2 separate regions of the Mus musculus genome follow, and region 1 is linked to region 2. A link is a loop called in an ENCODE intact Hi-C map of the cell type or tissue named here. Cell type or tissue: heart. All regions are shown on one strand. Links, peaks and the distances in the headings refer to the core of each region. The heading gives the core; the rest is flanking DNA. Region 1 overlaps Gm34328 (a long non-coding RNA gene). Region 2 overlaps Bicc1 (BicC family RNA binding protein 1).

The links. A loop is a pair of places that touch in the nucleus more often than their neighbours do. Peaks named below come from ENCODE experiments on the same cell type or tissue, not always from the same donor. Only the 100,000 strongest peaks of a DNase experiment are listed, where the experiment ranks them.
Region 1: a loop joins it to region 2, with 5 times the contacts of the local background. A loop is called at or near these places in 1 of 42 quality-filtered maps.

What each region holds. Positions count from the first base shown.
Region 1 is chr10:71,189,974-71,195,363 of GRCm38, reverse strand. It overlaps Gm34328 (a long non-coding RNA gene), which reads right to left. Exons shown (of 3, transcript XR_380563.3): 2 at 2,049-2,119. Among named protein-coding and RNA genes, the nearest start is that of 1700113B09Rik, 9.1 kb to the left of the region's middle. In heart, for the core only: no CTCF peak of the experiment used is centred there; DNase peaks (open chromatin) are centred at 433 and 2,213; H3K4me3 peaks cover 501 bases; H3K27ac peaks cover 1,551 bases.
Region 2 is chr10:71,117,044-71,122,433 of GRCm38, reverse strand. The region is part of intron 1 of Bicc1 (BicC family RNA binding protein 1); the gene reads left to right. Among named protein-coding and RNA genes, the nearest start is that of Bicc1, 40 kb to the left of the region's middle. In heart, for the core only: no CTCF peak of the experiment used is centred there; DNase peaks (open chromatin) are centred at 1,563, 2,073, 2,793 and 3,113; H3K27ac peaks cover 246 bases.

The sequences.
Region 1 (5,390 bases), core at 208-5,207, 73 kb before region 2:
AATTTAGCCTGCAAGGAAAAACACCTCAGACACTGCATAGTACTTAAAAAAAACTTTATTATTCCCGTTCTGCAAACTAGAACCTAGTGTCAGTTGGTGTTGTGTCTCTTGGTGTTTATTACACTGTTGTTGCTTAAATCTCAGCCCATATCTGGGATATTCTGCCTTATTGCTGAGGTTAAGTCCCATTTGGCCCTGAACACCCTGTTTTATTTTCTTTCCCAGTACCCCTGTATTAGTACACACACACACACACACACACACACACACACACACACACACTCACACACTCACACACTCACATGCATGCACTCATATGCACGCACATGCACACACATGCTTCTGGGCTGTCCCACAGTGAGCATCTCAGCCACAACAGAAGGCTGCCTCCAACCATAGGCTGCCTCTGGAACACTGGATGCTGTGTTTAGAGCGCAGATCCCCAGACATCTGGCCCAGGGAGTAAGAATCAAGGCTGGAGCCAGAGGTCTTCACAAGTCCAGCTGCTTCCGGTGTGTGGGGGTCTTGCTCTTCTTTGGAACATTGGCTGCTGGGCAAAGGGAAACCCGGGAGCAGAGGCGCCTTCACCTCGTGCTACATCTTGTGCTAACTTCTACTTCCATGCTTTATGTGGTATCCCTCTCGCTTCCTACGTAGACCAAGCAATCTCAGCTCCTCGGTTAGCCCATCAGCATCTCCTCCTTCAGGCCAGGGTTGCGCTTTCTCTTTCCTGCCGAAGCTTGCCACACATACTTCTTTCATTTACTTTTAATACTTTTTAAATAAATCTATATATGTATGTGCCTCTGTTTGGCATCAGACTATAAAGTCACCAAAGCGTCAATGGAGTTCTTATATGGGGAGCTTTTATGGGACGTTGCAGTCTCTAGTTCATAATAGGCATTGGACTTTAAACATCAATTTTTGTTGAATGGATAGGGGGACAAAAAAGAATAAAACAAAAGTCAAGTTATCAATTTCCAGAGAGCTTTTCATATCAAACCCCATGAAAGGTCCATTCATTTCCCCCAAAACATTTATTACATAGACATCTGGAAGTGTGCGAACAGTAGAAAATTACCTTTTAAGGTAAACAGGGGAATTAAGATGATTTGCCTAGGCCTCTTTATTTTGCAGAGAAAGAAATGAAGGCTCAGAAAGGGCAAGCAGTTTACCCAGTAATGCACAGCATGCTAGCAGTAGAGTGCAAGCTGCACACCGTGACCTCCACTGACCGCTACCCAAAATGTGCACATCGTGATCTCCACTGACCTCACTAGGCATTGATCATGGGGCTATTTCATATTTTCTTCACATAAATTTGCCTAATAAACTTATCCAATCTTAGAACTGTAAAAAAAATTCCCTATTTATCAACTTTGCTCCTTGTATTTTAGTTTTTAAATGCTGCCAGGCACGTCTGCCTTCTCATCTTCCTGGGCTGATCTCAGACCAGAGAGATTTTTCCTAGAGACTATCTCACTCACAAGCATTTAGGAAAAGAAAATATGATCTATATCAACTGTATCCTTGGTCTCACAAATTCATCCAAAGTACAGTCACCTCCTCCATCTGTGTTTCCTCTCTCGCTTCTGTAATCAGATGTGGAAAATATTTAATATCCCGGTGGGTCCTCAGTTAAAATTGGCATATGTGATAAACGGCACGGGGCCGTTTAATTTGCTTTCCCACGGAAATCTTTATCTTTGCCCAGCAGCTTGACTGTAGTTAAATAAGAAAGAAAGGCCTTTTGAATAACTCTTGTGCAATATGAGGTCCAAAGCAGATCTATGAATAATTTATCAGGCCAGGATCTTGTTTCTGTTTTTGAATTATATTATGGAGGCCCTTGGAACTAGACCTGAGCCATAGTCACAGAGTCCCAAGAAGTTCCAGCTTGGATACAGACAGAATGTTGCTGCAACTCTTCAAACACAAAGCCAAGTTCAGCAGGGGTTGTGGTGGTGGGGGAGTCGGGGGGGGGGGCGGGTGTCGACTTCTTGTGTTGTATCCAAAAGGTTCTCAATTATCAACAAAAGATAGCATACCGACCCAGTGACTCCTCGTGGATTCCAGCGAGGGATTCCAGGAAACCGTAGCCTCGTGGGCGTTATGTGGTCTGAAATAACAGGAATCAGTGAAAATTTCAAGTGTAAATACACAACTGAGATTATTTACATATCACAACCAGACAAACACAACCCATCGAGCTGACTGTGTCATCCACAAGAAACAGAGACTCCTGGGCCATGTCCCAGTCCGGATCCCAGGCTCTGTAAACTCCATCTTGTCTCTGATTTTGTAACGGGCGGCACTTCCAACATCCCCTTTGCTGCGAGTGTCAGGAGAAGTTGAAACCCAGCACTTCTTGCGTAAGTCAGCCAGAGATGAAAAACACCACTGAGGACGCCCTGCTCAGCCCTCGACTCTGCTGTGAAAGCAACCTTGTCTTGCTGAGCCTGGGTCTGACCCCTTCATTCCTAGATAACTCCTGTTCACCCCTTAAAACGGTCATTTATTTTTAGAGCGATTCTGCAACTCCCAAACACTAGCAGAGAGAGGAGAGAAAGATCCACATGTCTCCTGCAGAACACAGGCAGGCTGACTTGTGGGAAATTGTCTCTGGATATAGGGCTGAAAAAGGAGATTCCTAATAGCAACTTCTGGTTGCCCAGATCTCGTGGCTACACATGCACGCACACATGCATGCACACGTGCACACCCCCCCACCACCAGTTTCATTTGTCCATCTTCTAGCAGAAATGATGGAGACCATCTATGGACTGGCAAATATCTTCACCTTTGCCTTCCTTGAGTGCTACTGAGACCATGTCACTGAATTTTAATTGGTTCTTTACCATTTATGGCATCAACTGCACTCTTGTTTTTTTAAGGTTTATTTTATTCTCTCTCTCTCTCTCTCTCTCTCTCTCTCTCTCTCTCTCTCTCTCTCTCTGTATGTGTGTGTGTGTATTGCCATATGTGTGTGGTTTACATATGGGGTCTCTTGCATCTGGGGTTGCAGGCATGTAGGAGCTAGCTGATGTGGGTGCTGGGACTGAACTCAGATCCTAAGTGGTTCCCAAAGACCTGTGTAATAAAAGCTTGGCCCTCAGTTCAGCTCTATCAAGGGTAGCTGGAGCCTATAAGAGGTCATTCTAGGAGTAGACCTTGAGTCACTGAGGGATGTACCCTTGGAGGAGGCTCAGCCTTAGCCACATGCTACATACAACACCACGATGTACTATGTCACTGTAGGAATAAATGGGAGGGCTAATCGGTTATGGCTGAGACCCCTGGAAATGTGATCCAAAGCCTTGAAAACATGTCTACAAGTAACAGTGTACAAACTGAGCAGGGTGTGTATGTGTGTATAAACTATATATATGTACGTATATATAGTTTATTACATGTATATACTTGCATCTAATAACAATAAAAAGCTATCATGTATGTAAAATAATTTTATTCATCTGCTATAATTATTGTCTCAAAGGTTCACTTCTGAATAAGCTCACCCTTCCTAGTTCTTTCTGAACGCTAGTTGGCTGGTTCAACTCAGATGTTCTGGCTCAAGCTTCTCTCAAAACTGACTGATTCAAACTGGCTTCTCTCCATTTCTGACTGAACTGCTCTGCTGCTTGGCCTCATGCTAACTCTATCAGTGTGTTCTAATCTTCTGACTCCTTCTTACTCTCTGGTTTCAACAGCCTCTGTTGACCTGAAGTGAACTGCATGGACTCCGGGATGAACTCAACTCCACTGCGCTGTACTCAACAGACCGAACAGAACTGACTATCCCTCTCACCCCGCATTGCTCTTAAATAGACTCTCCTCGTCATTTCTCATGGGAATTGGGCATATCCTATCTCTGACTCATTCTGTCAAATCTTTCTCTGATTCATCACTTTGTCTGCCCCTTAGTTAGACATCACTTTCAAACACAGTTGCTTCCTCCTGCCAACTAACTTTACCTACAATGTTTGGGATTAAAAGTGTGTATACTGAAGGTCTGTATTTCAGTCAGAGCAGCCATTGCTGGATTAAAATTCCTCTACACGTGGATTTGAGAGTGAGGAGGAACATATGGGTTTGGAGGGAGGAAAGAAAAAGGAGAAGTGTAATTTCATTATAATCTTAAAAATAAATTAAAACCCAAACCTTTTCTCTTTAAGCTGATTTATTTCAGTTGTCGGTGAGGTAGTGAAACCTGTCCAACATATCTGCCCTTAATATGGTACCATAGGTTGGAGATGGTCACAGGACCCTCGGTCTGATGTGGTATATTGTACATATCAGTTTGTCTGGGTCTTGGTACCCACTTGTATATTTATCATTCTGGATGTCTCTCATCATGATAGGATTGAATCGGTGAACTTTGAGAATGGTACAACATTCTCTGTATGATGGGGTGCATCTCACCTAGTTACTCCAAAACTCAAAAAAACCCCCAAAGACTTTACCCATGTCCCCTCACCCCTGTCTAGAGGGATGAGCTGCTTGGTGATAGCTTTGTCTTCAGCCTCGGCCTGTAACCTTACTTCACCTGAGTCCCCAGCATGAGGTCATTCTCTGCCAGGTGGACTTGCTAGACTCTATAAGCCAATTCCTTACACACACACACACACACACACACACACACACACACACACAAATTCACACATACAATCACACACACTCACAATCTCTAATAGCCCAGTTTCTTAGGACAGCCATGACTAAAACACAGATCCAAGGCCCCAAGCTTTCCTGTCTTTTTGTCCTCCTTCATATGGCATTGCATATGGGATTGTAGCAAAGCTTTTTTTTTTTTCTTTATGAGATAGGATCTCACTGAAAAATGTAGGCTGGCCTAGAATCCACGGTCTTCCTGCCTCCACCTTCCTAGTGCTGTGACCACTGATGTGGGAAATCATTTTCTTCCTCCTTCCTTTTCTTTCTCTGCTTCCCCTTCTCTCTTTCTCTCCCTCTCTCCTTCTCCCCATCCACCCATTTATCTTTCTTCCAAGGAGCAAATCCAGGGCCTTATCCATGCTGGACAGATGTTGTACCATTGAGTTACATCTCCAGATCTTAGAATTTGTTGAGTACTTAGTAAATGCCAATTATCAGGTGATGGTGTTCGCACACCCACCCACATATGTGGGGCTAGGGAGTGATGGGACAGGGAGGAGCAGGCCTGAAACAAGAGTGGGGTGTGGAGGCAGGTCCAAACACAGAAATCTAATCCTGAGATTGGCAGGAGTAGAATTGCTCACCCCCTTCCCAAGCCCGCGTGTCCTGGTGTATGTAATCCTGTGCCCCACACCCTTACCTCACCAGGGGAGGTCACATAGACATTAGCCAGGTAAAATTTTCTTTCCCCTTATAAGGTCATATCCAGTAGCACC
Region 2 (5,390 bases), core at 71-5,070:
TGACACCTTGGGAGGACTTTTGTTTTCTGGGATTTTTCCCCTCCACCGAAACACCTGGCTCACAGGAGACTTTTTATGCTTACCGACCTTAAATTTTATCATTTTGGTCAAGGGTGTAAGGGCACAGTTTTTATGAGAGCCCAGTCTCCAAAGCTTAGGTTTGGATGTGTATGTAACTATATGTATCTCAATAATCAACTCTCTATATTAGCCCCAAAGATTATTTCATCTCTGTGAAACAATTCACTCTTTAAGAATTACATGGGAAATGACAGTGATTTGTAATCTTGTGAAAATTGTGTGTGTGTGTTTGTACACATGCATAAGAGTGTGCATATGTGTCCACAAGTGTGTCTGCATATGAGTGCATATGTGCGCGTATGTGTGTGTACACATGTATGTATCTGACTTGTTTATGTGGCTCTTGTATTAGTGTTCACTTGCTGTGTCTTTTGACCTCACGGTCAAATTCGGACAGTGGCATAGCCAGGTAAGATTCTAGACAGCTAGCTGCCAGCCACTTAAAATTGGGATTTAAATACTTTTGGTTGACAGTTACTTCTCATACCATTGTGAAGTTCTTTGTGTCTAGAGTACCCCTTGGCCAGCTGTCCCTGGAGAGTGAAAGGCAAGAGGAGGTGGCTATACCTTCCCATGCCAACTTCCTGACCACCAGGCAGAGAGGGCTCTCAGTGCAGAAGTGGAAAGGACTGTGCTTATAGGGCACTCAGAGTTTATGTGGACTAGATGCTGGTGTGTGTCTGTGTATGTATGCATGCATGTATATATGTGTGTGCCTATATATGTATATGTGTTTATGTGCATATATGCATATGTGTAAATGTATATGTGTGAATATATATGTGTGTTTGTATTTGTGTATGATTATGAATGTGTTTATGGTAGTGTGTATGTGTGTATTTGTGTTTATATGTATGTATATATATATATATCTGTCTATGTGTGTATGCATGTGAGTTTGTATGTGTTTACATGTCTGCATGTATATTATGTATATATGAATATCTGCACACATATGTATTTGTGTGTATATGCATGCATATATATATATATATGCAGGTGTTTGCATATATGAATATGTTTATTCATATGTTTGCATATACATGTGTATACTTATGTTTGTGTGTAGCCTCTATATGTGTGTATGTATGTTTGTGAATATGTTCTATGTGTGTATATGTGTGTATATGTGTCTATGTGTCTAAGCATGTGTGCATGTTTGTATATCTGTGCATATGTCTGTGTGCTTCTGTGTGTGTGTGTTTTTAGAGCAGAGCAGAAGTTGGAGAAAAGTTCGCCCCTCCTGGAGTGGAAAGTTTGCAGGCTTTGCTTGCTGTCTTGTTTTGATCAATGTTGTCCTGGCTCTCCCTGGCTCCCTTCTCTGTGTGATCAGCAATGTCAGTCTGGGTGAGCTTCTCAAAGGATGATGGGAAGACAGACAAGCATTGAGCACAGTCTGGAATGAGGTCCCTGGTCATGTCATTCTGTCCCTTGCTGACCTCAGGGAGTCCCTTGACTATTGCTAGAACTCTCAAGGCAGCCCCTGGAGTTACTGCTTCCAGGGCAGAGGTCACACTAGAGTGTGAGGTCGCACTGAAGTCTGGTTCAGATCTGTCCCACAGCGCTCTAAAGATAACTGTATAATGGAGCATTATTTTTAACATTCCAATGTGTTGTTGCTTCACCTTCAAGATGAAGTTGAAGATTCTCCTGGCAGCGATGGAGGGAAAGGAAGAGGGTTTTCTGACCAGCCAGAGAATCATGGAGGAGAGGCATGTGTGCAGCCGCCTACTTGAGTGCTGAGAACCAAGCCGGGCTGTCCTGGGGAAGAGTCGCTGTGCATGTTAGCTGTTTTGTGTTAGCTGTTTGTCTTGGACTTCGCACTCTCTTTCCTTTGCTCATGCCTCTGTCACCGGCCCCCACCTTCTATCCACGAAGGATTATCAGAAGAGGGGAACTAAGAACCATGAGTAAACCATCCCGTTTGTACAAATAACAGGCAAATGTCAGGCTCTCTGAGAATGGAAAAGGTCTCCCCACAGCCGCAGGCTGCTGGAGCCTTCACCTTGGATTGGAAGTGAAGAGTATTGAGGCTGCCTCGCCCACCCTAGCTCCACTACCTTCTGCATTCTCAGGGCAGACGTTGGCTGGGTGCCAATCAAGATGTTCCACCTCTCCGTTAGTTATACGTAAGAGTACTCGGTTTGGGCTCTGTTGTGTTGTTTGTTTTTGTTTTGTTTAGTTTTGTTTTTCCTTACTCCAAATAGTTCAGCTTAGGAAACCACTGTGAGTGAGCCTAGCAAAACTCCAGCAGACCTGCAGATTGTATGTTCATTAAAAATACATGATGATAAGAGATACAAACTCAGAACCTAGCCTTATGCTTTGCCCCCATCAGATACGTATGTATATGTATTAAACCCTGTCTACTAACGAACACCAACATATTAATACATGCTCATATACATAGCCTTTCCTTTGGCCTCCATCAGAAGTTTTAAAACTGTCTCATAAGCAGTGTGTGTGTGTGTGTGTGTGTGTGTGCGCATGTGTGTGCATTTCAAATTTCAAATTGAGTCACACATGCAGAATACAGTTCATACATCCAGTAACAGTCGCTTACAGATGGCGTGACTCAACATTGTCTGTACAGTTTCCTGGAAGTTCCTCAGTCTAGAATGTCAGTAACTCACTGTGCAGGGTTGTTTTCCTCTTGCTGTAATCCCCCTTCACCACCGGGAACTCGTATCCCAGTCGTAATATTGAAACATTTCAAACGCTCCAAGCTGGAGCGGGGATGGAATGTCAGGAATGTTTGAGGGGGAAATACTTATTTTTATGAGTACTCTTCAAAACTATAGCTTTGGGAATTGTAATATAAGATGCTTGCCCAATGAAGCACAGAGAGCTGTAAACAGGCAAACATGGCCGCCTAGCAGGAAGCAGGGGCGAGGCAGGTATTCCTTAGTTTTTTTTTTTTTTTTACTCAAGAGAGCTACAAGCACGTTTGCCAGTGAATTTGTTTTAAAAACAACACACGTGGTGTCCGGTTCTGATGCCAGGGGTAGGAGAAATTATCTTTGGCTAATGTTATCTTCTGTCTTGCTTCAAAGCAGTGACGTGCACACAAGTTGCATGAGGCCTGCATGTGTTTCTGCGCTTTAGCTGTTTTCTCTTGGGCTTGGCTTCTCCAGGCTGGCCGGCCCTTGTAGTGAACTCTTCAGTGTGATAGGCTGGAGGCCAGGACTGGAGCAGCCACAAGGACTGGAACCTGGTGTTAAGGTGATAGTCAAACAGACAGCCACCGACTCTCAATCCACCACTTTCTTGGAGTGGGCTTTTCCTTCTTATAACTAGCTGTTGCCTGTTTGGTTTGTATGTGTTTACCTTTCCTTTAACTCTCCAGCCACGAGATATTTGAGTCACCAGGGTTTGGAATTGGTGCCTAATTTGTGCAAACATCGTGAGGGAACTTAAAGGTTAGGGAAGTTGTGTGCAAATGGGAAATCTAAACCAGAACCGTGTGTTCCCCAGACCGGAACCCATTTTAACCTGGAGTCACAAAAGCCAAATGCTAATTTAGCATCGACACTGCCTAAGCAGAAACAAATGCATATCGGGCCTGGCTTCGAGGCTCTCACAGACGCCCTGGCCTTAGGTGAGACGTGAAATAGGGGCGTAGGCACCTGTGTTGGCGAACTGCTTCCTGATGCAGTTTCTGTTTGAGGCTTGCAGAAGGGCCTCTGCTTTCCTGGCCCCCTTTTGTTACAGACATGCGTGCTGTATTCCGTTTTCCAGTCTATTCCATGATCCAGAAAAGGACCCCCACCTCACTGCTCTGGGCATGAAATGTTCATTTAAAGGGGAAAGGGATTATTCAAGCAGCTTGGTCATCCTTTAGACTCAAAAGCCTAAGCTGGGGATCCTTTCTAACGACCTTGGGGACATGGCTTTCGTCAGTTCAAAGGCCTCATCCAATACGAGCAGAGCGGCTGGGCAGTCTTTGCAACCAACCTATATTTTCCTATCAGTATTTCATGTATTTATCTATCTTGCTGATTAAGAAAACCTGCATGGTGGGCCTGCAATATGGCGTAGTAGGTAAAAGTGCCTGTAGCCAAGCCTTATGATACGAGTTCGAACCCTGGCAACCCGTGTGGGAGAAAAAGAGAACCTTGCTCCTGTGACCTTCACACACACATGCTGTGGCACTAGTGATATGCACACACATATAAATGCCAAAAAATTTAAATAAATGAAAGAAAAAAATGAAAAGGAAAGAAAAGAAAACATCCAATGTTTTTCTGAGATAAAGAAGAATACAGATTTTTTTATTAACTGTGCATAGCAAACAGGGTGGAGGGCTCTCAATGCTAAGGGAGCCCTCTAGGGCCAGGCTCAGCTGAAGAACATGCCTTTCCTGAGAGAGGTGAAGATTAACCCTAACCATCACGTGTGTCGGTCACAGGAGCCATGCTGAAACACTTGGAGAATAATTACAGGCACCGCAACAGGGAGACAGTTTAAGATGTTTTTGTGTGTGCCACTCGGATCGGGAGACGTATTTGGACACAAAAATGTTGACATATAGGGAACATTTTTGTGGTCGATGGGGGAAAGAATTAGAAACAGATTGGATGTGAAGTTTGTCCCAGAAAACCTAGGGCAAATGGCTGCCAGAGAGCAGTTTGAATCTTGTTTCTTTTTGGAACAGATACGGTCAAGCAGCGAAATACAAGTGTAGAAGCCAGCCATAGGCTTCCTTGTCAGTTATGTGTATCCATCGAATCCTGTCTGTTAACAAACACCAACTTCATAAGACATGCTTAGACACATAGCCCTCCCCTCCCACCTTCATCAAAAATCTCAAAACGTTTTGATACCAGAGCCTCCCTTCATTGAAGAAACTATAAAGGACCCCAAGATTTTACTGTTATGAGTTATAGCTGTTGGTGTTGATGATAGACTCGATACAGTAAGTTTATTTAATGCCATTATTAATATACTTCAATGTGAGTCTAACATGATTACATGCAAATAAAATAATTTTGTTTAAAAAGTTTATTATTTTTATTATTTATGTGTGTGTGTGAGTGCATCAGTAGAGTCCAGAAGAGGGTGTCAGATTCTCTGGAGCTGAAATTACAGGCAGTTGTGAATCATTCGGTGTAAGTACTTGGAAACTGAACTCATATCCCCTGAAAGTGCTCTTCACTACTGAGCCAGCGCTCCGCTCTACAATTATCACTATTATTATTTTATATTATATATTATTTTATTTTGTATATTATTTTATACTATACTATATTTACATATTAATGGTATGTTATATTGTTACTATTATAGTAATTATTATTATTATTATTATG